Regions from separate parts of the Homo sapiens genome. Here region 1 is linked to region 2. A link is an interaction called in ENCODE POLR2A ChIA-PET data of the cell type or tissue named here. Cell type or tissue: HepG2. All regions are shown on one strand. Each heading gives the region's core, and the rest is flanking DNA. Links, peaks and the distances in the headings are about the cores only.

Evidence for each region. ChIA-PET counts read pairs that join two places held together with the same protein. Peaks named below come from ENCODE experiments on the same cell type or tissue, not always from the same donor. Only the 100,000 strongest peaks of a DNase experiment are listed, where the experiment ranks them.
Region 1: POLR2A ChIA-PET joins it to region 2 with 6 read pairs; 2 of 35 experiments call an interaction of 5 or more read pairs at or near these places.

The regions. Positions count from the first base shown.
Region 1 is chr7:110,831,555-110,834,480 of GRCh38, forward strand. The region is part of intron 5 of IMMP2L (inner mitochondrial membrane peptidase subunit 2); the gene reads right to left. Among named protein-coding and RNA genes, the nearest start is that of LRRN3, 260 kb to the right of the region's middle. In HepG2, for the core only: a CTCF peak has its summit at 962; no DNase peak of the experiment used is centred there.
Region 2 is chr7:111,071,438-111,074,363 of GRCh38, forward strand. The region is part of intron 3 of IMMP2L (inner mitochondrial membrane peptidase subunit 2); the gene reads right to left. Among named protein-coding and RNA genes, the nearest start is that of LRRN3, 18 kb to the right of the region's middle. In HepG2, for the core only: no CTCF peak of the experiment used is centred there; a DNase peak (open chromatin) is centred at 1,454.

The DNA.
Region 1 (2,926 bases), core at 279-2,778, 240 kb before region 2:
TTTAGCCAAAAGACACAAGCAGCCAACTTGGTAAATAAGATCTCATTTGCAAAATGAAAACCGAAATGGAAACTTATCAAAAGAGGCTGTTATGAGAGGTTACAAATATTTCAATAAAGGGTTGCAATAGCAAGTATAAAAATAACCATGCACTAAAAGAAGAATGCTCTGGCCTGACGAAAATACTAGAGGGAAAGAATCTGCAGAATCTTCATTTGTTCTCTAGACATTTGGGGTCACTGATTTATTCAGAGGTACCCAGGTATTCTTTCCAGGTGAAGTCTAAAGTGTTTAGTGCTTTAAAACAAACAGTGCTCTCAGACTTGTTAGAGGCTTCGGTGAAAGTCCCTAATTGAAGCTAAAGGTCCCAGCAGGGTTTTTTTTAAAACTGCTTCCGAACTGATTTGACTTTAAAACCACTCTGTAGGGCTGGGCGCGGTGGCTCACGCCTGTAATCCCCACACTTTGGGAGGTTGAGGTGTGCGGATCACGAGGTCAGGAGATCAAGACTACCCTGGCCAACGTGGTGAAACCTCGTCTCTACTAAAATACAAAAAATTAGCTGGGTGTGGTGGCGTGTGCCTGTAGTCCCAGCTACTCAGGAGGCTGAGGCAGGGGAATCATTTGAACTGGGAGGTGGAGGTTGCAGTGAGCCGAGATTGCACCACTGCACTCCAGCCTGGGGACAGAGCAAGACTCCTCTCAAAACAAACAAAGAAAAAACAAACAAAAAAACCCTACTCTGTCATTCTGATTTTAGCCAGGTTTTGCACTGTACTGTCGTTATCCTGGTATATTCATGGGTTTTGCTAAATAACATCTTAGCAAAGTAAGCCATGCTAAAGTTCAGGACGTCCCAGTATGTGACACATTCCTTCTCTTCTAGCCAGTAGTCATAGACCACTCTCTTCAGCTGACAAGCCTGCCTTCCCTATTTTTCACAATCTAAAAGGGGCCTGCTGGTGGCGTGCTTCCTAGCTTTTCTGTAGCTTTACTTGGCCTGGTGACCATTGGTGAACTCAGAACGTTGTGAAGCCCAAGTCTCGAGCTATGTACCTACCCAGAACTGAATTTAAGTCACATGGATCACCACTTAACCCTGGACAGGCATTTTGCACATAGTGATAATAATAAAAAGTTTCTTTTGTTCACAAGTACCACCAAGAAACTTAGAATTCTTCATAGGAATTCTGCTATCACAGAGATAAAAATTACTGGAGTATGAGAATGCAGAGGGAGAATTCAGGTTTCTCTGATCATATGAATAACATAAACATATAGAAATAGACACAGAAGTCGTGATGAGTTTTTCTAATTCTGAGAATGCATTTAGGTAACCAGGCCAGTAGGAGAAAGGATTAGGGCAGGTTTCCCTGCTCCCTCCAGTACAGCTCCTGACATGTTTTCCTCTGGGAACTCTACTGGTGATCAGTAATGCCTCACTCCCCTCTGCCACATTCTACCTCATACATAAGATGTAATTAATTGTCATATTATGGCCTTGCTTCCTATTTAATGCAAGGGAGAACATTTATTGCATTGCTGGAGATATTCATTCTAGAACAAGAAAAAGTGGAGCTCTTAGAAGAGTTTTAATCATGAGGTCGGGCACGGTGGCTCATGCCTGTAATCCCAGCACTTTGGGAGGCTGAGGCAGGCAGATTATCTGAGGTCAGGAGTTTGACACTAGCCTGGCCAACATGGTGAAATCCTATCTCCACTAAAAATACAAAAAGTAGCAGGGTGTGGTGGTGGGTGCCTGTAATCCCAGCTACTCAAGAAGCTGAGGCAGGAGAATCGCTTGAACCTGGGAGGCAGAGGTCGCAGTGAGCCAAGATTGTGCCATTTCACTCCAGCCTGGGTGACAAGAGTGAAACTTCGTCTCAAAAAAAAAAAAAAAAAGAGAGAGAGAGCTTTAATCACAAAATTAGAGTATTTTTAATTATGTCTTGCCACCTAGGGGCATTCTTAGACCATCTGGGGGGATGGCTGATTTTTAGAGACTTCATAGTACATTCACTGAGGCAAAACAATAAATTTAATCTTTCAGCTTTTTCAGAAGTTCAATATTAGAAGACGATTTAAAGCAATGACTTTTTTAAATAAAATAACTTGCATATTAAACATTACATTTCATGTTACAGAAGGCCTAATATGACAAATTCAGGATAAATTTCCCCTGTATTTCAATGGTAACTCAGCTGTCTAAGTGCATCTCAGCCCTTTGGTTTTATTTAGTCAGTGAAAAAGATTTTGGTTTCTGCTTAGCTTTAGCTCAAACTCCTTTGAATGGGGCAAACACAAGCTGTACCATTCTCTTTGGTTTATGCCCAGTCAATTCTCTCATTTACTTACCAGCCTGATTCATGAAGGCCTCTGAGATGAATATGAAAGTTCTCTTCAGGTAAACAATGAGAACTAGATCAACTAAGTTATTTTCTTTTTTGCTTCAGATGCCAGTAACTTGAGAATTAAGTTTAGTGCTCATCTATATTAATAAATTCATTTGAAGTTGCTTCTAGCGTCTTTCTCCTTATAATTTCATTGGTTGTTCTAAGTTTATTTAGAAGTCTCTAGTTTTTTATTGTAATTTATTTTTAAAGCTTCTTCAAATATTCTTTATGAATAATAAATCTTAAATGTAGTTTTAAAACTGGGACTTCCACAGAAATTCACTGTAGTTACTGCTGGAGCACATTCAGTTTAGACTATCACTTTCCCATACCAGCACAGCAGCCTGTCATGTAAGAAATGGTCACTAGACATAAATCAGGCCTTACTGGTCATATTAACACAAAGTTAAGAGTGTGTGTGTGTGTGTGTTATATGCAACTTTATATATATATATAGTGTATATGTAACATATACACATTAGCTCAACTCAATACTGAAGAAAGTTGCTAAACAGTGTTCTAGCAATTCATCA
Region 2 (2,926 bases), core at 99-2,598:
AATGTTCATAGCCGCACTATTTATAATAGTCAGAACATGAAAAAAAGAAACAAATATCTGTCGATGGATAAATGGAGAAACAAAATGTTATATATACATAATACAATATTATTCAGCCATAAGAAGAAGTACTGATTCATGCTACAATGTGGATGTATCTCAAAAACATTATACTAAGTGAAAGAATCCAGACATAATGGGTCACATATAATTCCAACTATATGAAATTTCTAGAATAGGTAAATTCACAGAGACAAAAAGCAGATGGGTAGTTGCCAAGAGCAAGGGGAAAGGGAGAACAGGAAATAACTGCTTAATGGGTACAGTTTTTTTTTGGTGTGGTGAAAACACTTTGTAACTTGATATAGGTGGTGGTTGTACAACACTGTCAATGCATTAAATGCCAGCAAATTTATACATTGTACATTTATAAATGATTACTTTTATGTTATGTGAATTTCACTTCAATTTTTTTTAAGTTAATACAAATTTTCATAAAGTTCCCAAGACTGCTGATGATACCATCCACTAAAAAAATGAGGGGTCATGACAAATGAGTGAAAATGTTAAAAGGAAATATTACCCACCAGCCAAATATAGGGCAATTTAAGAATCACAATAAATAATGATACTAATAGCTTACAACTCATTGTTGGGAAAAAAAATCCATTAGTCCTTACTGGCACTAAACAAGAAGGGAGAAGAGAAAGCTCTTCCTTACAACGGAATGGAATTCCAACTAGTAAATACAAAAGGAATGACAGAGTTAGAAACAATCATTTTACAACATCATAATAGTACTTGATTCAGGCAAGAATCATTGGTGACTGCAAAACTATTTCATAAAAGTTGATGAGGAATATAATATGTATACAAAATACTTAATACCAGAAAAAGTTCACCCTACAGTGGAGAAACCTGGCAGATACTATGTTTGCTAAAGAGATCACAGTTGATGTCACCGAATCTGGGGCAAACTGGTATCTTGTGCCTTTTGATATGATGAACTTAATGCAGTGTAAACTGCATTACTCTCAAAATGTGTAACCTCAATCCATGCATGAGGAAATATCAGAAAAACCCAAAAATAAAAGACATTCCACAAAACTCAAAAAAAAAAAAGTCAGCATGACAAAAGACAAATAAAAGCTGAAAACTTTCAGATAAAACCAGTCTAGGCTGGGTGCAGTGGCTCACACCATAATCCCAGCACTTTGGGAGGCCGAGGCAGGCGGATCACGAGGTCAGGAGATTGAGACCACCCTGATTAACACAGTGAAATCCCATCTCTACTAAAAATACAAAAAATCAGCCGGGCGAGGTGGTAGGCATCTGTAGTCTCAGCTACTCGGGAGGCTGAGGCAGGAGAATAGTGTGAACCCAGGAGGCGGAGCAGCGGAGCTTGCAGCGAGCCAAGATTGCACCACTGCATTCCAGCCTGGGTGACAGAGCAAGACTGTCTCCAAAAAAAAAAAAAAAAAGGAGTCTAAAGAGACATGACATCTGACAGTAATGCATGATCCTGGATTAGATCATTGGTAAAGGCAAAGACATGGCTATAAGGAACATTCTAGGAATAACTGGTGAAATTTGAATATGGAATATATATTAGATAATAGCACTGTACTGATGTTAAATATACTGAATTTGATAATTGTACTGTGGTTATGTAAGAGAAAAACTTCTAGAAAGGATGTCGGGTTAAAGGGTCATTATATCTGCAATGCACTTTCAAATAAGTCAACAAAAATGATGGTCATAAAAATGACAATGAGTGTATATATACACATAAACACACTCATATACAGCCATATCGCTATATGTGTGTGGTGGGGGAGACAGAGAGAGGAGGAGAGAGAGCAAGAATGAGAGTGGGTGTGACAGACAGAGAAAGTGCATAAAGGTACCAAAATGTTATAAATTGCTGAATATTTGGGGGTTCATTGTGCTATTCTTGCATATTTTTTACAAGTTTAAATTTTTTCCAAAATTGAAAGTTAAAAATTTAAAAAGTAGTATCCCTGAGATAGTTTTTTTCATTCAAGCCTGCATGCTTGTACAGATCTGAGACTATGTTCTCAGCCATATTCTCTCTTCCTGGCCATTTTCCTCTTAGAAACATGGCAAACAGAAATGAGAAATCCCATTTGCTTAACAAGTCTACCTGCTTGCCAGTGCCAGATTATTCCCTGTGGCATCATTTTTACTTCAACTTTGAGTACATTTTTAGGAGTCTCAAATGTGTGGGATTCCATTTCCCTTGAGAGGCATCTTCTGTTAACTCTCTTTTCCTGAAATAGAGATCACCCTTAAATGTTTCCTTAGTTGTGTTACCAATTATGTAGCAGAACTCTGCCACTCAGGAAGATACTACTTATTTCTAATGGTCTGTACACTAATGTTCTTTAATTATTAACCTTTGTCTTTGTTGTAGGGAAATTTGAGAAATGTTGTATTTGGGATAAATTGTTGCATATAAGTATGCATGTGTTATTGGTCAGTCTTCTGTTCCTCTCTATCCCTTGGTCTGTCCACAGAACCCAGGACAATGTCCAAGCTCTAATATCTGACCATTCAAATGGAAATCACTTCTGCATAGATAACACTTGCTGGACTCTGCTTTGTTACCCAGTAATTTTGACTATTGAACTACATGCTCACAAAACATCAAAGCTGGAAGGGACACCAGAGACAACCAGGTTTATACCCTCATTTTACAAATAAATAAGGTCCAGACAGGTTAAATGACCTACCCAAACTAATACGTTAAATTGAAGTCAGAGCAAAAATAAGAAACCTAGTTTATTCACTTCCTGACCTGACTGTCATCTTTCCACCTACAATGATGACTCATCGACTGTCATTTAGCTGATTATCACTTTGTGTTTGAGAGAATTTATAGAATACTAATTTGCTTTTCATAAAC